Regions from separate parts of the Homo sapiens genome. Here region 2 is linked to region 1. Evidence: read pairs that join two places in POLR2A ChIA-PET (ENCODE). Cell type or tissue: Panc1. All regions are shown on one strand. Each heading gives the region's core, and the rest is flanking DNA. Links, peaks and the distances in the headings are about the cores only.

The links. ChIA-PET counts read pairs that join two places held together with the same protein. Peaks named below come from ENCODE experiments on the same cell type or tissue, not always from the same donor. Only the 100,000 strongest peaks of a DNase experiment are listed, where the experiment ranks them.
Region 2: POLR2A ChIA-PET joins it to region 1 with 14 read pairs; 2 of 35 experiments call an interaction of 5 or more read pairs at or near these places.

Annotation. Positions count from the first base shown.
Region 1 is chr10:73,199,647-73,211,131 of GRCh38, forward strand. FAM149B1 (family with sequence similarity 149 member B1) reads left to right here. Exons shown (of 14, transcript NM_173348.2): 6 at 8,973-9,140; 7 at 10,605-10,792. It also overlaps the pseudogene EIF4A2P2. Among named protein-coding and RNA genes, the nearest start is that of FAM149B1, 37 kb to the left of the region's middle. RefSeq lists an enhancer at 6,563-7,098. In Panc1, for the core only: no CTCF peak of the experiment used is centred there; no DNase peak of the experiment used is centred there.
Region 2 is chr10:71,875,947-71,887,431 of GRCh38, forward strand. It overlaps LINC03139 (long intergenic non-protein coding RNA 3139), which reads left to right and starts at 2,141. Exons shown (of 2, transcript XR_007062186.1): 1 at 2,141-2,539; 2 at 2,767-3,161. RefSeq lists an enhancer at 51-931. In Panc1, for the core only: no CTCF peak of the experiment used is centred there; no DNase peak of the experiment used is centred there; H3K27ac peaks cover 7,392 bases.

The DNA of each region.
Region 1 (11,485 bases), core at 1,591-9,590:
AGGCACATGCCACTGTACCCAGCCTATTCCTTTGTTAAATAAATGAATTACAGACATTATATAAATTAAAGGTTATTTTCCAGATATAGTAATATCCAAAGTCCAATGATTTAAAAGATTCCTTTGTTAAAAATAACATAGGCAGCTTTTCAGTCGGGTGCTAAGTCGTTTTTCACATCATGTCTGGTGGCTCCGTGGATTATAACAGCAGAGAACATGGAGACCCAGAGAGAATGGACCCTGATGGTGTCATCGAGAGCAACTGGAAGGAGGTTGTTGATAACTTTGATGATACAAACTTTAAAAAGTCTCTTCTTTGGGGTATCTATGCTTATGATTTCAGAAGCCTTCCGCTATTCAGCAGAGAACTATTATTCCCTGTATTAAAGATCCAAAAGGTGGCCAGGCGCAGTGGCTCATGCCTGTAATCCCAGCACTTTGGGAGGCCGAGGCGGGTAGATTACCTGAGGTCAGGAGTTCGAGACCAGCCTGGCCAACATGGTGAAACCCTGTCTCTACTAAAAATACAAAAATTAGCTGGGCATGTTGGCGCATACCTGTAATCCCAGCTACTCGGGAGGCTGAGGCAGGAGAATCATCGCTTGAACCTGGGAGGCGGAGGTTGCAGTGAGCCGAGATTGCACCATTGCACTCCATCCAGCCTGGGTGACAAGAGCGAAACTACATCGCAAAAACAAAACAAAACAAAAAATACCCAAAAGGTGATTCTGGCACTTGGAGATTATATGGGAGCAACCTGTCATGCCTGCATTGGTGGAACAAATGTTCAAAATGAATGCAAAAACTGCAGGCTGAAGTACCACATATTGTTGGTACACCAGGGAGAATGTGTGATATGTTAAACAGAAGATACCTTTTTTCCAAAATGGATCAAAATGTTTGTTTTGGATGAAGCAGATGAAATGTTCAGCCAAGGGTTTAAGGATCAAATCTATGAGATTTTCCAAAAATTAAATACAAGTATTTAGGTTGTGTTGCTTTCTGCCATGATGCCAACTGATGTGTTGGAAGTGACCAAAAAATTCACTAAAGATCCTATTCAAATTCTGGTGAAAAAGGAAGACTTGAACCTTGAAGGAATCGAACAGTTTTATATCAGTGTTGAGCAGGAGGAATGGAAGTTGGATATACTTTGTGACTTGTACAAGGCACCATTAAACAGGCTGTTATTTTTCTCAATACAAGGTGCAAGGTGGACTGGCTGACTGAGAAAATACATGCCAGGGACGTCACAGTTTTTGCTCTGCATGGCGACATGGACCAGAAGGAGAGAGATACTATCATGAGGGAATTCTGATCAGGGTCAAGCCCTGTTCTGATCACTATTTACTTGTTGGCACGTGGGACTGATGTCCAACAAGTGTCTTCGGTTATAAACTATGATCTACCTAGCAGTCATGAAAACTGTATTCGCAGAATTGGCAGAGGGGTCAATTTGGTAGAAAAGGTGTGGCTAAAAACTTTGTTACTGAGGAAGGCAAGAGGATTCTTCGTGACACTGAGATTTGTATGCAATACTACAGTGAAGGAAATGCCCATAAATGTAGCTGACCGTATTTAATTCCTGGGATGACAGAGTTTTGGATGCAGTGCTCCCTGTTGTTGAACAGACAATTACAATGTGCATTGTGCTTCTTTCTTTGGGAATATTTGAATCTTGTCTCAATTCTCATAACAGATCAGAAATACAGATTTTGATACCAAAGCAACATTAGTCGTGAGCTCTTGTGAGGAAAATCATTGGCTTTATCCTCTTTAGAGTTAAACTGTTAGGATAGGTATAAAAGATGAGTTCTAAAATTTTTCTTTCTTAGAAATTTATTTCCTAGTTCTGTAGAAATGGTAGTATTAGATGTTTTGTATTATTTAATAATGTATCTGGGGACTAAAAGATATAAGTGCTGTATAAAATCAGCCAATTACATTAAAGTAGCATACCTGCCCTTATTGTGTTTGTCATTAGCCTGAGTAGGAAGGCCTTTAAAATTGATTTTTTAGAAGGCATTCGAATGCATTTTATTTGGTATTGTATTTATGCAATCAAATATTTAATTAGTGCTAAGTGTGAACTGGACCCTATGGCTAAGCCCCAGCAAGCAATCATATCCTAAATAGGGTTAAATTCCCAGTAAAATTGCCATATTGCACATGTCTTAATGAAGTTTTAGTGTTAAATAAACTGTATATTCACTTAAGAAAAAAAAAAGGAAATAGCAGCCAGGAGCGATGGCTCACACCTGTAATCCCAGCACTTTGGGAGGGTGAGATGGGCAGATAACCTGAGGTCAGGAGTTTTAGACCAGTCTGGCCAACATGGTGAAACCCCGTCTCTACTAAAAATACAAAAATTAGCCAGGCGTGGTGGCACACACCTGTAATCCCAGCTACTGGGGAGGCTGAGACAGGAGAGTCACTTGAACCCTGGAGGTAGAGATTGCAGTGAGCCAAGATCACGCTACTGCACTCCAGCCTGGGCGACAGAGCGAGACTCTGTCTCAAAAACAAAAAGAAAGAAATAACATTTACAAAGACAACTTTATGGTGTAGAATACTATCTTATTTTTTGCTGCAGCTTTAGGGGAAATGGGAATATTTTTTCTTCTTATCTAGCTAAAATTTCTTTTAATAGTTATAAAGGCCTATAGTTGTTAGAAATTCCTATTTATTTTTCAACACAAAGAATTCCATTAGTTACCACTGACTAAAAATATAATTGGTTATAAGTGGAATAATACGATAGCAGAATAACGTAATGGAATGTTGGGTATACATTCCATATGTTTGATAGCTTTTTTTTTTTTGTTACCCAGGCTGCAGTGCAATGGCGTGATCTCTGCTCACTGCAACCTCTGCCTCCCAGGTTCAAGGGATTCTCCTTCCTCAGCCTCCCAAGTAGCTGGGATTACAGGTGTGAGCCACCACGCCTGGCTAATTTTTAGACATATTGGATCTCCAAACCGATTCCCTCCCTCCCTCCCTCCCTCCCAACCGCCCTTCATCCCTTCCCTCTTCCTTTTTTTGTTTTGTTTGTTTGTTTGTTTGAGACAGGGCCTCGCTTTGTCACCCAGACTGGAGTACAGTGGTGCAATCTCAGCTCATTACAGCCTTGATCTCCTGGGCTCAGGTGATCCTCCCACCTCAGCCTCCCGAGTAGCTGGGACTACTGGTGTGCACCACCTCATCTGGCTAATTTTGTATTTTTTGTAGAGACAGGATTTCGCCTTTTGCCCAGGCTGAGCTTCTCTCATCTCTTACCATCTCCATCCCAGTGCCACCTGCCATGGTTAAGGATCTTATCTGTTTACCAACTCTTGCATAAGAGAAGTTTACTTCTTTTTATGTAAAAGAAGTCTGGAGGAAGGCAATGTAGAGTGGCGGCATGGTGTTTTCAGGGACTGAGACACTTCATCCTTCTGCCATATCATGTTAGCCCACGGTGTTTTTTCTGAAGTTTTCTTCATGGTTCAAGATAGCTGATAGAGCTCCAAACATGATATTCGCTTTCCACGTAGCAGAAAGGAGGAAAGACAGAAGGGCTAAATGGTATCCCTTGCAGTCACACCAGTTCCCTTTAAACAGCCTTCCCAGAGTCCCACAGAATAATTCTGCTCATATTGCATTGACTATCTTTGGCTGCAAGGTAACTGGGAGATGCAGTCTTTGAGGTGGATATGTTGTTTTCATGAATAAAATTGGGATGATTTTACTAGAAAAGAAGGAGAGAATGGATATTGAGGGGCATCTAGCATTCTCTACCATGTATGTATATGGTTTTTATGAAATTATACATTTTGTAATCTCTTTATACTTAATCTTTTATTGTGGACATCTTCTATTTTTCCCAATATTAACTTAAGGACTTTATTCCATTGCATGAATATATCACTATTTAAGGAACTCATCCCCAAATCCTCTATTTTGAAACAGTTGGGCTAGTTTCTATTTTTGGCAATTATAAACAATTCTGTGATCATAATTTTTTTTTTTTTTGAGATAGGGTCTCACTCTGTTGCCCAGGCTGAAGTGCAGTGGCACAGTCATGGCTCACTGCAACTTCTGCCTCCAGGGCTCAAGTGATTCTTCCACTTCAGCCTCCTGAGTAGCTGGGACTATAGGTGCATGCCACCATACCTGGCTAATTTTTGTACTTTTTTGCAGAAACCAAGTTTCACCATGTTGCACAGGCTGGTGTTAAACTCCTGGGCTCAAGCAATCCACTTGCCTCAGCCTCCCAAAGTGCAGAGATTACAGGAATGAACCACCGTGCCCCACCAATCATAATTCTTATAGCTAAATCTTACAGGTCATATCCTTAAAGGAAATCCCTACAAATGAAACCACTGAATCAAAGAAAATGTTTATTTTAAAGCTCCTAATACATATTCCCAAAATGTCTTCCAGTAAGATTTTCCCACCAGCCTTGTTTAAAAGTGCCATGGGTTTGTTTTTTTAACTATTATTATTTTTTTGTGTGTGTGACAGAGTCTTGCTCTGTTGCCCAGGCTGGAGTGCAGTGGTGTAATCTCAGCTCACTGCAACCTCCACCCCACAGGTTCAAGCAATTCTCCTGTCTCAGCCTCCCAGGTAGCTGGGATTACAGGCACATGCCATCACGCCTGGCTAATTTTTGTATTTTTAGTAGAGACGGGGTTTTACCATGTTGGCCAGGCTGGTCTCAAACTCCTGACCTCAAGTGATCTGCCTGCCTCAGCCTCCCAAAGTGCTGGGATTACAGGCATGAGCCATGGGCCCAGCTGCCATGGGTTTATTCTATTTTCCTAATAAAAAAAAATACTTAAGGCACAAAAAAATGTAAAGAGCAATACAAAGTGTAAATTGGTTATATTTAACATTTGGTTAAACTGAGTTCCATTTTTTAAAATTTTATTTCTCAGATTGGATTGACTTTCTCCAGAGTAAACCCACTGAAACAAATGAGTCATCACATATTTACTGAATGCCTAGGAAGGAAGAGAAATTTGAATATTAATAAGATAAGATCCCTGCCCATAAGGAGCATATATTTTGGGCAATGATGGAGTTACTGAAATAAGGATATAACCTCGTGAGATATCTTAAGATGTAATTATAAATGTGATTATTCTTTTTTTTTTTTTTTTTTTTTTTTGAGACGGAGTCTCGCTCTGACGCCCAGGCTGGAGTGCAGTGGTGCAATCTCAGCTCACTGCAAGCTGTGCCTCCTGGGTTCACGCCATTTTCCTGCCTCAGCCTCCCAAAGTGCTGGGACTACAGGCACCCGCCACCATGCCTGGCTAATTTTTTTTTTTTTTTTTTTTTTTTTTTTTTTTTTTTTTTTTTTTTTTTTTTTAGTAGAGACAGTTTCACCCTGTTAGCCAGGATGGTCTCAATCTCCTGACCTTGTGATCCGCCTGCCTCAGCCTCTCAAAGTGCTGGGATTACAGGTGTGAGCCACCCGCCTGGCCAATTATTCTTAGTTTTTAAAAAACTTGTTGTATAGCTTGTTATAGTTTAGATATTTGTCCTTGCCTAAATCTCATGTAGAATTATAATCCCTAGTGCTGGAGGTGGGGCCTGGTGGGAGGTGTCTGAGTCATGGGGACAAATCCCTCATGACTTGGTATGATCTTTGCAATAGTGAATGAGTTCTCATGAGATCTAGTCATTTAGAAGTGTGCGGCACCTCTCCACACACACACACACTCTGTCTTTCTTCTGCTCTGGTCGTGTGATATGCCTACTCCTCCTTCACTTTTTACCATAAGTTAAAGCTTCCTGCAGCCTCCCTCAAAGCAGATGTTAGCACTATTAGCACTATGCTTCCTGTACAACCTGCAGAGCCATAAGCCAATTAAACCTCTTTTCCTATAAATTACCCAGTCTCAGGTATTTTTGTTTTTTGTTTTTGTTTTTTTGGGTTTTTTTGAGACAGAGTCTCACTCTGTTGCCCAGGCTGGAGTGCAGTGGTGTGATCTAGACTCACCACAACCTCCGCCTCCCGGATTCAAGCAATTCTCCTGCCTTAGCCTCCTGAGTAGCTGGGACTACAGGTGTGCACCACTGTGCCTGGCTAATTTTTGTATTTTTAGTAGAGATGAGGGTTCACTGTGTTGGCCAGGCTGGTCTTGAACTCCTGACCTCGTGATCCGCCTGCCTCAGCCTCCCAAAGTGCTGGGATTATAGGTGTGAGCCACCGCACCTGGCTAGGTATTTCTTTATAGCAATGCAAGAATGACTTCATACAGAACACTGGTACCAAGGAATGGGGTATTGCTATAAGGATACCTGACAATGTGGAAGTGACTTTGAAACTGGGTAATGGGCAGATGTTGAAAGACTGGAGGGCTCAGAAGACAACAGGAAGAGGGAAAGTTTAGAATTTCTTAGAGACCAGTTAAATGGTTGTGACCAAAATGCTAATAGTGAAATGGACAATAAAGTCCAGGCTGACAAGGTCTCAGAAGGAAATGAGGAACTTACTGGGAACTGGAAGAAAGGGCATGTGTGTTATGCCTTAGCAAGGAACTTGGCTGTATTATGTCCATGCCCTAGAGATCTATGGAATTTTGATCTTGAGAGTCATGACGTAGGGTATTGGGTAGCAGAAATTTCTAAGTAGCAGAGTGTTCAAGAAGTAACATGCCTGCTTCTAACACCTATGCTCAGATGTGGGAGCAAAGAAATGACTTAAAGTTGGAATTTATATTTAAAAGGGGAGCAGAGCATAAAAGCTTGGAAAATTTGCAGCCTAGCCACATGACAAAGAAAGAAAAAGCTTTTTGGGAAGAGGAACTCAAGCAGGCTGTGGAGCAACCACTTGATAGAGATATTTGCATAACTAAAAAGCAGCCAAGTGCTAATAGCCAAGACAATGGGAAAAAGGCATTTCGGAGACCTTCACAGCAGCCCCTCCCATCACAGGCCCAGAGGCCTAGGAGGGAAGAATGGTTCTGTGGGGCAGACCCAGGACCTTGTTGCCTTGAGCAGCCTTGGGACACTGCTTTTTGCTGGGGCTCAGCGGGGCCCAGTTACAGCTTGACTTGCCGCTTTAGAGAATCTAAGATGTCCTGATCTCAAGTGATCCATGGTGAAACCTTGTCTCTACTAAAAATACGAAAATTAGCCAGGTGTGGTGGCGGACGCCTATAATCCCAGCTACTTGGGAGGCTGAGGCATGAGAATCCCTTGAGCTTGGGAGGTGGAGGTTGCGGTGAGCTGAGATCACGCCACTGCAGTCCAGCTTGGGTGATACAGCAAGACTCTGTCTCAAAAAAACAAACAAACAAACAAACAAACAAATGTTGCAAGCAAGCTGTAAGCCTTGGCAGCTTCCATGTGGTGTTAAGCTTGTGGGCACACAGAGGGCAAAGAGTGAAGGCTTGGCACTATCTGTGTAGATTTCAGAGGATGTAAGAGAAAGCCTGGGTGCCCAGGCAGAAGCCTGATGCAGGGGTGGAGTCCTCACAGAGAATCTCTATTGGGCAGTGCAGAGAAGAAATAGGGGGTTGGAGGCCCCACACACAATTCCCACTGGGGCACTGCCTAGTGGAGCTGTGGGAAGGGGGTCACCATCTTCCAGACCCCAGAATGATAGATTCACCTTGCACCCTGTACCTAGAAAGCTGCAGGCATTCAGGCCAGGTGCAGTGGCTCATGCCTGTAATCCCAGCACTTTGGGAGGCCAAGATGGGCAGATCACTAGAGACCAGGAGTTCGAGACCAGCCTGGCCAACATGGTGAAACCCCATCTCTACTAAAAATACAAAAATTAGCTGAGTGTAGTGGTGCTCGCCTGTAATCCCAGCTATTCAGGAGGCTGAGGCAGGAGAACTGCTTGAACCCGGGAGGCAGAGGTTGCAGTGGGCCGAGACCCCACCACTACACTCCAGCCTGGGCGACAGAACGAGACTCTGTCTCTCAAAAAAGAAAAAAAAGAAAAAAAGAAAAAAGAAAGCTGCAGGCATTCAACTCCACCCATGAGAGCAACCTTGGGAGCTGAACCCTGCAAAGCCACAGGGGTAGAGCTGCCCAGGGTCTTGGAAGCCTACCGCTTGCACCTTGTCATGGGACATCAAGGGGTTCTAAGAGTTAATGACTCCCCTACTGGGTTTTGAACTTGCATGGGATCTGTAGCCCCTCTCTTTTGGAACAGAAATGTTTATCTAACGCCTATACTCCCATTGTATCTTGGAAGTAAATAACTTGTTTTTGATTTACAGGCTCATAGCTGGAAGGGATGTGCCTTGTCTCAGAGGAGACGTGGGACTTTGGACTTTTGAATTAACACTGGAATGAGTCAAGACTTTTGAGACTTTTTGGAAACCATAATTGTATTTTGCAATGTGAGAAGGATATGAGATTTGGGAGGAGCCAAGGGCAGGATGCCCAAATCTCATGCTGAATTGTAATCCCCAATGCTAGAGGTGGGGCCTGGTGGGAGGTGTTTGGGTCATGGGGGAGGATCCCTTATGGCTTTGTACTGTCTTTGCGATAGTGAGTTCCCATGACATCTGGTCATTTAAAAGTGTGTGGCACCTCTCTTGCTCCTGCTCCCACTTAACATTCCCCCATGAGTAAAAGCTTTGTAAGTCCTCTGCAGAAGCAGATGCCAGCACTATGCTTCTACAGCCTCCAGAACTGTGAGCCTATTAAATCTCTTTTCTTATAAATTACGTGGTCTCAGATATTTCTTTATAGCAAGGCAAGGATGACCTAATACATAGCTATAGCTGTTTGCATCTGAAAAGACAGCAAGCAGTACCAGATAGTCCATAGTACATGTAGGCAGAATAGTTCTGTGACCAGAATTTAATCTTCCTGTTCTGAGAAATGGTAGGTTATTGAGGCTTAGAATAGTCCACGAAGGTATTGCCAGGGCAAGGGGAGTTTGAGCCAAAACTCATGTAACTGTGTTGCCATAAGAACTGTTTATGTTTACATAATTAATATTTACTTCTTTTTTCCACTCCAAGATTTGGTATAAGGGGAAAGAAGTTACATTTTTCATCTTCTTATGCTCATAAAGCATCTTCCATTGCCAAATCCTCCAGCTTTTGTTCTATGGAAAGAGATGAGGAAGACTCTATAATCGTCTCAGAAGGAATAATTGAGGAATACCTAGCATTCGATCACATAGATATGTGAGTATTATGCCTTTTAAGCTTTTTACTCCCCTCTTATTTTGTGTATTAATACCTATTTTTTCTAAATGATGCTACCAATGTATATTATTAAATATATGCCAGTTTCTGTTATTTATTTTATGTTATTTCTCAGGTATCCAGAATTTATGTTCTTATTGCCTCCATGTACTAGACTTCCTTGTGTATTTTATAACTTCACACATCATTTGCCTGTTCCTGAGATTAGAGATTTTAAAATAAGTTTATTTTTTCCCCACATAGTTTGATTTTACCCTTTTGCAAATTACCACCAGTGGGAACTTTGAAACCTTTTAAAAGAGCAGTTGAAGAGATATGGACTTTGTTTACATAAATTCTGTTTGAAAAATGTATATACAGGCTGGGCGCGGTGGCTCACACTTGTAATCCCAGCACATTGGGAGGCCGAGGCAGGCAGATCACTTTGGGTCAGGAGTTTGAGACTAGCCTGGCCAACATGGTGAAACCCCATCTCTACTAAAAATACAAAATTAGCTGGGCATGGTGATGCGTGCCTCTAATGTCAGCTACTTGGGAGGCTGAGGCCAGAGAATCGCTTGAACCCGGGAGGCGGAGGTTGCAGTGAGCCGAGATCACGCCACTGCATACCAGCCTGGGCAACAGAGCAAGACTCCATCTCCAAAAACAAAACAAAACAAAAAAGAAAAGAAAAAGGTATAAACAGTTTGTTTAAAACCTTATGGTTGGCACAGATTTTATAATTAATAATGTCTATTTATATCTATTCTAACTATATTCTAACAGTAGACCTATCACATAGATATGATTTATCTTCTTTACTGGATAGGTGAGAATCAGAGTAGTTAATGATTTGTCTCAAGTAAAGCTAAAACCAAAACCTTATTCATCTGATTCTCAATCCAGTCTTCTCTTCACTATTCCTTGCTACCTTTCTGTGACATTAACCTGTTAAACTATTCCTCTAAGCCTTTAAAAGTTCCAGATTTGATAGTCACAGCAGCATATTTGAAAATAAGTGAGAATTTCTTTTTAGGCTGTGCAGCTGTGGTTAGGTCTAGTAGTTAGTATTGTGTCACATGATTCTGGATGCATTTTTTTTTTCCCATTGCATTTTTTTCCCATTGTATTTCCTGCTGAGCCATGTTCACTCACGTATCACTCATGTGCACACAGCCCTAGGGCCAGCTAAATATAAGCCAGGCTTCTATACATAATACCACTGAGCTAGAACTGGAAGCAGATTCTTTTGGTTTTCCAAAGATTGCCTCCTTCCCTTTCACTTCTCCTGTGTCAAATTACTTCTATTTTCTATTTATTACTTCTATTTGGCCTTTGTCAAATTAATTCTATTTTCCATTTTTCCTCAAATCAAAGTGAATTTTCAGGTAATACACAGACAATTTTAGAAAGGCAGCCTTCCCTTCAGCATCATGAAGTCTTTCCTTCTTGCTTCTGTTACAGAGAAGAGGGATTTCATGGGAAGAAATCAGAAGCAGCTACAGAGAAACAGAAATTAGGGTATCCTCCCATTGCTCCATTTTACTGCATGAAAGAAGATGTCCTTGCTTATGTGTTTGACAGTGTATGGTGCAAGGTTGTGAGCTGTATGGAGCAGTTGACACGTAGTCACTGGGAAGGATTTGCCTCTGGTAAGGATCTTTGTGAAAATAATGTAAAAATCAATTGTTTATGATTTCTAAACCCTAACCAGTCTATTAGATGATATGCTTCTTAGTGCAAAAGGTGCGTATGGGCCAGGCACAGTGGCTTATGCCTATAATCCAAACACTTTGGGAGGCCAAGGGGAAGGATCTCTTGAGCCCAGGAGTTTGAGACCAGCCTGGGCAATGTAGTGAGATCCCATCTCTCTAAAAAAATTAAAAATTAGCCAGGCATGGTGGCATTCACCTATAGTTCCAGCTACGCAAGAGACTGAGGTGGGAGCATCACTTGAGCCCAGGAGGTCAAGTCTGCAGTGAGCTATGACTGCACCACTGCACTCTAGCCTGGGCATAAGATGAGAGACTCTGTCTCAAAAAAGAAGAAAAAAAAAAGTGGGTATGAGAGAGAGGAAAAACCCAAATGTTTTTCCCTAAATGTTTTTTCCTACTCTCACATACCACAACATGTCTGACACCAGTAGGTAGGGTTTTTTCCCCCACAACCCAAGCAATTCTGACACCACATCCTATAATTCAGTTCAGTTCTGACACAGTCTACCAGGAGATATTGTCAGATCCCACAAATTAAGGGCCCAGTCCCACAAGACTACCCCCAACTTCAGATGCTAGTTGCAAGCTCCAAGTTGTGACCTGTACTTCTGACCTACCAGAAGTCTACCA
Region 2 (11,485 bases), core at 1,335-9,334, 1.3 Mb before region 1:
CTGCTGGGCGGAGGGGCTCCTCACTTCTCAGACGGGGCGGTTGCCAGGCAGAGGGTCTCCTCACTTCTCAGACGGGGCGGCCGGGCAGAGACGCTCCTCACATCCCAGACGGGGCGTCAGGGCAGAGGTGCTCCCCACATCTCAGACAATGGGCGGCCGGGCAGAGACGCTCCTCACTTCCCAGATGTGATGGCGGCCGGGAAGAGGCGCTCCTCACTTCCTAGATGGGATGGCGGCCAGGCAGAGACGCTCCTCACTTTCCAGACTGGGCAGCCAGGCAGAGGGGCTCCTCACATCCCCGACGATGGGCGGCCAGGCAGAGACGCTCCTCACTTCCCAGACGGGGTGGCGGCCGGGCAGAGGCTGCAATCTCGGCACTTTGGGAGGCCAAGGCAGGCGGCTGGGAGGTGGAGGTTGTAGCAAGCCGAGATCACGCCACTGCACTCCAGCCTGGGCACCGTTGAGCACTGAGTGAACGAGACTCCATCTGCAATCCCGGCACCTCGGGAGGCCGAGGCTGGCGGATCACTCGCGGTTAGGAGCTGGAGACCAGCCCGGCCAACACAGCGAAACCCTGTCTTCACCAAAAAAATACGAAAACCAGTCAGGCGTGGCGGCGCGCGCCTGCAATCGCAGGCACTCGGCAGGCTGAGGCAGGAGAATCAGGCAGGGAGGTTGCAGTGAGCCGAGATGGCAGCAGTACCATCCAGCTTCGGCTCGGCATCAGAGGGAGACTGTGGAAAGAAAGGGAGAGGGAGACCGTGGGGAGAGGGAGAGGGAGAGGGAGCGGGAGCGGGAGCGGAAAAAATATTTAAAGATGATATACAGTCTACAGCAAACCACCAAATGCATCATTTGCAAGTTTAGGCTAATGATAAAAATTTCAAAGGGGCCAGGCACATTTGCTCATGCCTGTAATCCCAGCACTTTGGGAGGCCAAGGAGGGCGGATCACCTGAGGTCAGGAGTTCGAGACCAGCCTGGCCAACATGGTGAAACCCCCGTCTCTACTGCAACTATAACGATTAGCCGGGTATGGTGGCAGGTGCCTGTAATCCCACTTACTCAGGAGGCTAAGGCAGGAGAATCGCTTGAACCTGGGAAGTGGAGGTTGCAGTGAGCCGAGGTCGTGCCATTGCACTCCAGCCTGGGTGACAGAGTGAGAGTCCATCTCAAAAAAAAAAAAAAAAAATTTGAAAGGGGTTTTTTAAAGGGTGCCTGTGGACAAAGTGTGATCACTGTTGTGTGGAAGTGATCCTTTACGATCCCAATCAGATCACACCATTTGCTGTTCACACATCTCCAGTGGCCTCTTTTGCCTTTGAGCATGCCCAGGTCGTTTCCCCCCAGTCTGGAGGCTCTTGCCCTTTGCTCCTGCTCCAGATATTCATTCTGCATCTGCTCCCTAGCAGCTTTCTCTCTGCCATCCTGCCATCTTTTCTTCTTGCCATGCTAGCATATGTTTATTTATGAGTGGCAGCTGTATCTCTAGTCACTAGGTCAGGACCTGGTATATTCTAGGCGCCCTGGAAGCATTCTCCAGAAACAGAGGTGCGGTGAGGAGAGTTTGGATCCAGTTTGGACTGCAGATAAATGTTTGTGAGGCTGGGCATGGTGGCTCACACCTGCAATCCCAGCGCTTTCAGAGGCCAAGGCGGGAGGACCGCCAGAGCCCAGGAGTGAGAGACCAGCCTGTGCAACATAGTGAGACCCCTGTCTAATTATTTTAAAAAAGGTTGTTTGTGAAATGACTGAGCAAGTAAATAATGAAGGAGTGAAGGAACTTGGACTGATGACCTGGAACACCTGTACCCTTCTCCCACTCCAAAAAACCCCTGCCCATCCTCACAATCCAGGGCCAGCATCACTCTTTTTTTCTGGAAGCTTCCTCAGTATCCTGGGTATGGGTCCCCTGTGATTCATGGAGGACCCCCAGTGGGGCTCCCAATGGCACGGCATTACCAGCACCTGCACCTGCTGCCTCCCCAGTCACCCCTGGCTCCCAGGGTTCCATTGCACAGTAGATCCTCTAGAAATGCTTCACAGACATTGATGTGGTGAGGGAGGAGGGACAGGGTAGCAGTCTCACCACCCATTACCCCCACCCCCGCCTCTCATTCAACGAACACTTTGAGCACCTGGCACTTTGATCCCCTCAGTGCCAGGCACTGAGCTCCAAATCCCAGACTCTGTAACGTGCAAGCAATCCTTACTCTTTCTATTTTAATATCTTAACCCATGTATTTATATACCTTGTCAAGTAAAATGTATTCTTTTTTAATGATTCTCAAAAGGATACTCATTGAAAAAATTTAGAAAACACCGAAAAATGCAAGGAAGAAAAATACAATTCTCTTACAATCCTGTATAATCCTGTGCCTCTAGGCCTACAGTCAGCTCCAAGCAACGGCACAGACACCTCCTCCTCCGGATGACCAGGATTGCCTCTGGGTTTGTCACAAGCTGGAACAGGGTCCTTTGGAGGATGGGGCTCTGTGAAGAAAAAGAGGTGAAGTGTTTGGATTCAGTCTGAGCCAAAGGTGAGCGTTATCAGTCCCCGAAAGGCCTCAGGGGTTGGCTGACTCTCTGAGAGGCCGGCAAGACTGGTGAAGTTCTGGAAGGGGACCTGGGGGGTGGGGCCCGGGGACCTGGGGGGTGGGGCCCGGGGACATGGGGGGTGGGGCCCGAGGCCCAGGCAGAGGCCAAACATTGCCCAGGGCCCGGCTTTAGTCTGCAACAACCCTCATTGTTCTCTCACTGTCTCTAGGCCGCTTTATCTGGGTTTAAGGACACAAGACTCCGTGAAAGACAAGCTAGTTCTTCTTCCTGCCCCGGCAGTCCACTGCAGGCCGATGCAGACGCAACCACTTCCTCAGCCGCTGTGGCTGAGAGCCCGCCACTGCACTCTATGGGCTTGGTGCTGGGTATGGAGAGGAGGGTATGACATAGCCCCTGCCCTCAGAGTTTTTTCCTACTCATTATCCCTGCTGTCTCTGGGGACTTCTTAAATGTCAGCAATCATTGTCATCTTCACTGTTGCCTCCGCAGCCACCGCACATGGCTGCACCTGGGCCATCTCCTCTGATGTAAAGGCTGTGCAGCCAAAATTTGCAATTCTTCCCCCAGCTTTTAAAATTGTAGTAAAATATATATAACATAAAATTTGCCAGCTTCACTGTTTGTTAAGTGTACAGTTCAGTGGTATGAAATACACGCATTGTGCTGTGCAAAGTCACCACCACCCATCTCCAGAACTCGCTTTATCTTGCAAAGCAGAAACTCTGTACCCATTAAACGATAACGTCCCATCCCCATCCCCCTTACCCCCAGCCCCTGTAATGCTTGTTCTTTTCTTTTTTTGAGACAGGGTCTCACTCTGTCATGCAGTCTGGAGTGCAGTGGCACGATCATAGCTAACTGCAGCCTCAACATCCTGGGCTCAAGAGATCCTCCTGCCTCAGCCTCTCAAGTAGCTGGGACTACAGGCACAGCACCACACCTGGCTATTTTTGTTCTTTCCTTTTTCTTTTCTTCTCTTTTTTTTTTTTTTTTGAGATGGAGTCTCACTCTGTCCTCCAGCCTGGAGTGCAGTGGCGCGATCTTGGCTCACTGCAAGCTCCACCTCCCAAGTTCATGCCATTCTCCTGCCTCAGCCTCCCGAGTAGCTGGGACTACAGGTGCCCACCACCATGCCCGGCTAATTTTTTGTATTTTTAGCAGAGACAGGGTTTCACTGTGTTAGCCAGGATGGTCTCAATCTCCTGACCTCGTGATCTGCTCACTTTGGCCTCCCAAAGTGCTGGGATTACAGGTGTGAGCCACCGTGCCCAGCCCTTTTTTTTCTTTTTTTATTACTGGCTTAGGTTTGAGCAGTGATCATTTTAAGTTTTTTTTGTAGAGATGGGGTCTCACTGTGTTACCCAGGCTGGTCTCAAATTCCTGGCCTCAAGCAATCCTCCTGCCTCAGCCTCCCAAAGTGTGGGGATTACAAGTGTGGGCCACCATGCCTGGTCTTCCTGTTTTTCAAATAAAATTACTTTTTATTTATTTATTTATTTATTTATTTTTAAAGATGGACTCTCGGCCAGGCAAGGTGGCTCACACCTATAATCCCAGCACTTTGGGAGGCCGAGGCAGGTGCATCACCTCAGGTCAGGAGTTTGAGACCAGCCTCACCAACATGGTGAAACCCCATCTCTACTAAAAATATAAAAATTAGCCAGGCGTGGTGGCGGGCACCTGTAATCCCAGCTACTTGGGAGGCTGAGGCAGGAGAATCGCTTGAACCTGGGAGGAGGAGGTTGCAGTGAGCTGAGATTGCACCACTGCACTCCAGCCTGGGCAACAACAGTGAAACCCTGTCTCAAAAAAAGAAAAAAGAAAGAAAAAAAAAAAAAACAAAAAACAGAGATAGAGTCTCTTTTGGCTCTCTAATGCCCATGGGATCAATGCCAAATTCATCTCCCTGGCAGTCAATGCTCTATTCTCCTTCTCCCCTCCACCTCTCCACCTCTCCAGCATGCTCCCACAACATTCTGCCCCAGTGACCTCAACCTGCAATGCCCACCTGTCCCATGGACCTCCCTGCCCATGCCTCTACTCCAGCCAATACTGGCTCATGTGTACACACCATGCTGTGTACCGTCTGTGCTTTGCTCATGCCGCTTGCCTCACCCGAGTGCCTCTCCTCCCCTCGGCTCGTCTGGTGCCTGTTTACTCTGCAAGGCCAGCGCATGCCCCCTGCATCCTGGAGGTCTCCTCTCATCATCCCAGCCCCACCGGGCTCCTGCAGCATTTCTGAGGTCTGTATCTTTCAGAGAGCTACGCTGCACATTGCCTGCTGCTCCCAGCAATCCTTACACCTTTCACCCCTCTCCCCATGTGTTTACTGGGCACCTAGGGCATGCTGAACACTGTTTGGGATAAAACAGATCCAAGGCTTAATGAGACAGATACCATCTCTGCCCTCCAGAGGTTACAGTCTGCGGTCAGGGGTGGGGGGGGGACCTACAAGAGAAGGGGCAGAGACCACAGGGCATGTGGTCAGATTTAAAGGGAGGGGCTGCCTCGGAAGCCACCCAGTCCAGAATTGGGCAGCCGTAGAAGGCTTCTGGGAGCAGGCGGATCTGAGCTGAGACCCAAGCATAGGCAAGAGTCAGCCTGGCAGAGGGGTGGGGCACAGAGCTCATCTTCCAGGCAGAGTCCTGGGTGCACATGTGTCTGGCAGAAGGAGGGCTGAGCTGGGCATGAGGTGGAAGTGAGCCGGGCCATGCAGAGCTCAGCAGGCCTGAAGGGGAAGCCATGACTGTCTCACAATGCCTCCCTCAGCATGTGATGCTAAGGGGCAGAAGCTGGCTCCCAGGCACATCTCAAGGGCACCAAGCCAGGCACCCCACAGAAGGCCTTCAGGAACCCTAGTTAAATAGGTGACTAAGCAAATTATTTCATGAATAAATGTAACAATGAACTGATACATTTGAAGGAAACCAGAGTATTCCACCCCTAAAATATGCCTCCTTGACATTTTTTTGTTTTGTTTTGTTCTGTTTTGTTTTTTTGAGACAGTCTTGCTCTGTCACCCAGGCTGGAGTGCAATGGCACGATCCTGGCTCACTGCAACCTCTGCCTCCCAGGTTCAAGCAATTCTCCTGCCTCAGCCTTCCGAGTAGCTGGGATTACAGGTGTGAGTCCAATTCTGTATTTTTAGTAGAGACAGGGTTTCACCATATTGGTCAGTCTGGTCTCAAACTCCTGACCTCAGGTGATCCACCCGCCTTGGCCTCCCGAGTAGCTGGGATTACAGGCATGAGCCACTGTGCCCGGCCTTTGTGTGTGTGTGTGTGACAGGGTCCTGATATGTCACCTAGGGTGGAGTGCAGTGGCATAATCTAGGCTCACTGCAGCTTTGACCTCTGGGGCTCAATCGATCCTGCCCCCAAGTGGCTGGGACTACAGGTTTGAGCCACCATGCCCAGCTAACTGTAAATTTTTTTGTAGAGACGAAGGTCTTGCTATGTTGCCCAGGCTGGTCTCAAACTCCAGGCCTCAAGTGATTCCCCCGCCTCAGCCTCCCAAAATGCTAGGATTACAGGTGTGAGCCACTGTGCCCAGCCTTCAAAAGATATTTTTGAACTGAGGTTTCTCCCACATGATGGGCATAGCACGTGTTAAAAATAAAATTGCTTCTTTTTCTTGTCAATCTATCTTTTGTTTGAGGAGAATGCCTCAATCACGAACTTGTGAGGGATGAACAAAGATGATGTCTTTTCTCTCCTTCCCATGCATGTGGGAATGGGTGAATCCAGGGTTTCTAGTGCTGTTTCCCTGAGTCTTTTTTTTTGAGATAGAGTCTCACTCTGTCACCCAGGTGCAATCTCGGCTCACTGCAACCTCTGCCTCCTGGGTTCAAACGATTCTCCAGTCTCAGCCCCCTGAGTAGCTGGGATTACAGGCACCCAGTACCATGCCCGGCAATTTTTTTTTTTTTTTTAGACTGGAGTGCAGTGGCACGATCTGAGCTCACTGCAACCTCCGCCTCTGGGTTCAAGCAATTTTCTGCCTCAGCCTCCCAAGCAGCTGGGATTACAGGTGGCTGCCACCATTCCTGGCTAATTTTTGTATTTTTAGTAGAGACGGGGTTTCACCACGTTGGCCAGGCTGGTCTTGAACTCCTGACCTTGTGATCCACTCACCTCAGCCTCTCAAAGTGCTGGGATTACAGGTGTGAGCCATCATGCCCAGCCTCCCTGAGTCTTCAGTAACAATCTTGTTTGGCCTCTGGGCAGGCCAAGGAGGAGGAAAGTTACTTGGAGCTTCTCTACCCTGATTTTCAAGGAAGGGAAAACAGAACGAACCGTGAGCCAACAGGCCCTGTTTTCTTTCTCTTGGGAGAAGGCTGGCCTTGGGGAGATGTTCTAGGAAAGGTCACCTTTCCACTCCATGGTGCCAGGTAGGAAACCAGAAGGCCTTCCTTACAAACGAAGGGAACATTTCTTGCCAGATCTCTGGAGGAAAACTTGGAGGGAAAGGTTTGCTGCTATCCTGGAGAAGAAAGATAACAGTACTATCCAACCCCATCTGACCTCTGGAAGGCAAAGTCAGGCACATTATCTTTCAAGCCACGTGGGAAGGAAGGCAAGAGCTAGAGGAGAGACATGGAGGAGGCCCAGGGAGGGCAAGTGATTTTCCCAAAGCTACATAGCCAGCCTTAGACCCAGCTATGAGTTGAACCCACAGGACCTTCTCTGTCCATTAAACCACGGGGAAGGAGGACAGAAGCAGGGAAAACTGAGTCTGTTTGCAGGAAGAAGATTCAGAAAAGCAACTGGACTTACTAGAAAACGAAAGAAAAATTATCTTTCGAGGGGCACCACGGCTCCACCTGCGCAGAATGCAATTTGGCAATGAGGAGTCAGGGACTCAAATGTGTTCCTTTCCGTTAGCCCAGTAATTTAACAGCTGGGAATGCGTCCTAAGGCCTATGGCCAGGAAAACACTCATACAGAGATGCTGATCAGGGCATTAGTTCAATGGTAAAAGACTGGAGATGAGCCAAATGTCTGACAATAAGAAAGCTGTTAAGAAAATCAAGACAGTCACAACATGTTATAGGCCCAATCAGAGGGCCATTTGTGAGGGCTTTTTCATAACGGAGAAAAATATGAACATCAAGAAGTCAGGTGTAGAAAAACAGGATGTGAAATAATTTATGCTGAATAACAACAGCTATTTTAAAAAGGCATAGGAGAAAGATAGGAAGCAAATGGGCCAAAACGGTACTGCAGTGGCTTTTGTGGGATGGAACTGGGGAGAACTTGGGGAACTTGGGTTTTTTATTCTTCTTGTTGGCATTTTCTTTAATATATATGTATTGCTTGTTTTTTTTCCAGACAGGGTTTCACTCTTGTTGCCCAAGCTGGGTGCAATGATGCAATCTCAGCTCACTGCAACCTCTGCTTCCCGGGTTCAAGTGATTCTCCTGCCTCAGCCTCCCAAGTAACTGGGATTACAGGCGCGCACCACCACACCTGGCTAATTTTTTGTATTTTTAGTAAAAACAGGGTTTCACTATGTTAGCCACCTGAACTCCTGACCTCAGGTAATCCGCCCCCCTCTGCCTCCCAAAGTGCTGGGATTGCAGGTGTGAGCCACTGCACCCGGCCTGCTTTTTTCTTTAAAAATGAAAAATATTTTACACTTCTTTTCTGATTATAAAATCAGTAATCAGTATGGCCAGGCATGGTGGCACTTTGGGAGCCCGAGGCCGGTGGATCAATTGAGGTCAGGAGTTCAAGACCAGCCTGACCAACATGGTGAAACCCCGTCTCTACTAAAAATACAAAAATTAGCCAGGCTGTGGTGGCATATGCCTGTAATCCCAGCTACTTGGGAGGCTGAGGCATGAGAATCGCTTGAACCTGGGAGTCAGAGGTTGCAGTGAGCCCAGATCGTGCTACTGCACTCCAGCCTGGGCGATAGAACAAGACCTTGTCTCAAAAAACAAAAACAAAAACAAAAACAAAAAACAGTACATTCTGCTGGTAAAAAAATAAAAATACAAACAATATAGATATGTATGAGAGTAAAAAGTGAAAGAACCCCTGTAATTCCACTGCCCAGAGATAACCAGTGTTAATAGTTAATATTTTCTTAGTCATGCACACACACATAAAACACAGGCAGTGAGGTAAGTGGTCACATTCCTGTACCTATATACACATATACACATGGACACCCACATATACACGTACACAGAGTGAAGGGAAAATAGAATCTCAGGACCCCAAACTCACTATGCCAAAGGGAAAAGTTAAGCTTGGAAACTGAGTCACACCAAAAGCTGCCCTTTCTTTTTTTCTTTCTTTCTTTCTTTTTTTTTTCTTTTGAGACAGATTCTCACTCTGTTGCCCAGGCTAGAGTGCAGTGGCACAATGTCAGCTCAATGCAACCTCTGCCTCCTGGGTTCAAGCGATTCTCCTGCCTCAGCCTCCTGAGTAGCTGGTATTATAGGTGCCCACCACTATGCCTGGCTAATTTTCTTATTTTTAGTAGAAATGGGGTTTCACCATGTTGGGCAGGCTGGTTTCGAACTCCTGACCTCAGGTGATCCACCTGCCTCGGCCTCCCAAAACGCTGGGATTACAGGCGTGAGCCACCACACCTGGTCAAACTGCCTTTCTTTTTGTTTCTAAGCAGATAGCTACAAAATAGAAGACCGTGTCTCCGCTGGTGGCTTCCCTCACCCTGACCATGTACATTAACACCTTATCTTCACAGGTATAAGACAAAGACAAGACTAGAAATCACCCCTCCAGCCACCCAGAGACAAATGCAGATTTACTGAGCCGGCGACAGAGGCATAATTGCCTGTGCCTCCACCCTCTCCTTTCATAGGTAACACGTGGATTTGGTGAGCACTAATCAAAGCCTCACAGAAATGTGCCCCCTTATCTCACTGCCTACCCTCCTTTTTTTTTCCTTCCCCACTTTCCCTCCTGCCTGCTCTTTCTCCTTCTAATACTGAAGCCCTCAAAATCTTCTCTGAAAAAATTATGCGGCCACAGATCCCACTGTGGCATATGCCTCTTTTTTGGGGCACGTCCTCAGTCTTGTCAAAATAGACCTCTAAATATTGATGGAGACTTGCCTCAGACACTTTTCTGGGTTACAACACGCATACATACATATACACATACATACTACATATACACATCCGTATCTATACATGCACTTATGCACATATACACATACCTGTGTGTATATATATATACACACATGGACATGCATGTATGCACAAATACATACACATATATACATGTGTGTATATAGAACTACTGTTTTGGAACTTATTTTTTCATGTAACATGATATATCCATTTCTCCACATCAATTCATATAGATCAATCAGCCTCATCCCCTTTATATTTAACATTTTTTCTTTATTTAAAAAAACCTTTTTTTTTAGAGATGGGGTTTCACTATGTTGGCCGGGCTGGTCTCAAACTCCTGACCTCAAGCAAGCCTCCTACCTCAGGCTTCCAAAGTGCTGGAATTACAGGCGTGAGCCATTGCACCTGGCCAGACTCAATCTCTGTTTTTTTTGTTTGTTTGTTTGTTTTTTTTGAGATAAGCTCTCATTCTGTCACCCAGGCTGGACTGCAATAGCGTGAACACAGCTTACTGCAACCTTGACCTCCCCGGGCTCAAGTCATCCTCACCTCAGCTTCCCAAGTAGCTGGGAATATAGGCATGTACCACCAGGCCTGGCTAATTTTTGTATATTTTGTAGACATCGGATTTCACCATGTTGCCCAGGCTGGTCTTGAACTCCTGGGCTCACACAATCCACCCGCCTTGGCCTCCCAAATTGCTGAGATTACAGGTGTGAGCCACCGTGCCTGGCTGCCTCTTCCTTTCCTTTCCTTTCCTTCCTTCTTCCTCCCTTTATTTTTATTTATTTATTTATTTATTTATTTATTTATTTATTTATTTATTGAGATGGAGTTTTGCTCCTGTTGCCCAGGCTGGAGTGCAATGGCCCAATCTCGGCTCACCATAACCTCTACTCCCAGGTTCAAGCGATTCTCCTGCCTCAGCCTTCCGAGTAGCTGGGATTACAGGCATGAGCCACCACGCCCGGCCAATTTTTTTGTATTTTTAGTAGAGACAGGGTTTCTCCATGCTGGTCAGACTGGTCTCGAACTCCCGACCTCAGGTGATCCGCCCACCTTGGCCTCCCAAAGTGCTGGGATTACAGGTGTGAGCCACTGCGCCCAGCCCTTTTTTCTTTTCTTTCTTTTTTCTTTTTTTTTAACTTAAAGACTTCATTCTATTTGATGGCTGCTTAATTTCCACTGTAGGATGCAGAATTTTTTTTTGGTAACAAATCTCTTATCTCTGGATTTTTGTGCTGTTTCCAATTACTTTAATCATGACATATGACTCTGCAATGAACATATACCTCGGCACATGTGTTTTTCCTAGAAGTGTAATTGCTGGAGCAAACAGAAGGCATGTTTAATGCTTTTCCTCCACATTAATACATTCCTTTTAGAAGATTGTACAGGTATGAATTTGAAGGTAGTACTCATTTCCCCATATTTATGCAGCATTAGCATTTTATCTTTGCCAATGGTATAGGTGAGAAAATGTTTCATTGTTGGTTTAATTTGTGTCTCTTTAAAACTTGGTGAGACTCCTTTTCCATGATTACAGCCTATGTGGATTTCTTATTTTGTGAATTGCATTTATGTACATCTTTGGATGGTTATTTATTAGAACTGCATTGCCTTAATAATTGCAACAGTAATATAAATCTTAGTTTTTGTTTTTGTTTTTGTTTTTTTTGAGACAAGAGTCTCACTCTGTTGCCCAGGCTGGAGTGCAGTGGCACAATCTCAGCTCACTGCAACCTCCGCCTGCCTCCCAGTTTCAAGAAATTCTCCCACCTCGGCCTCTCGAATAGCTGGGATTACAGGCTTGTGCCAC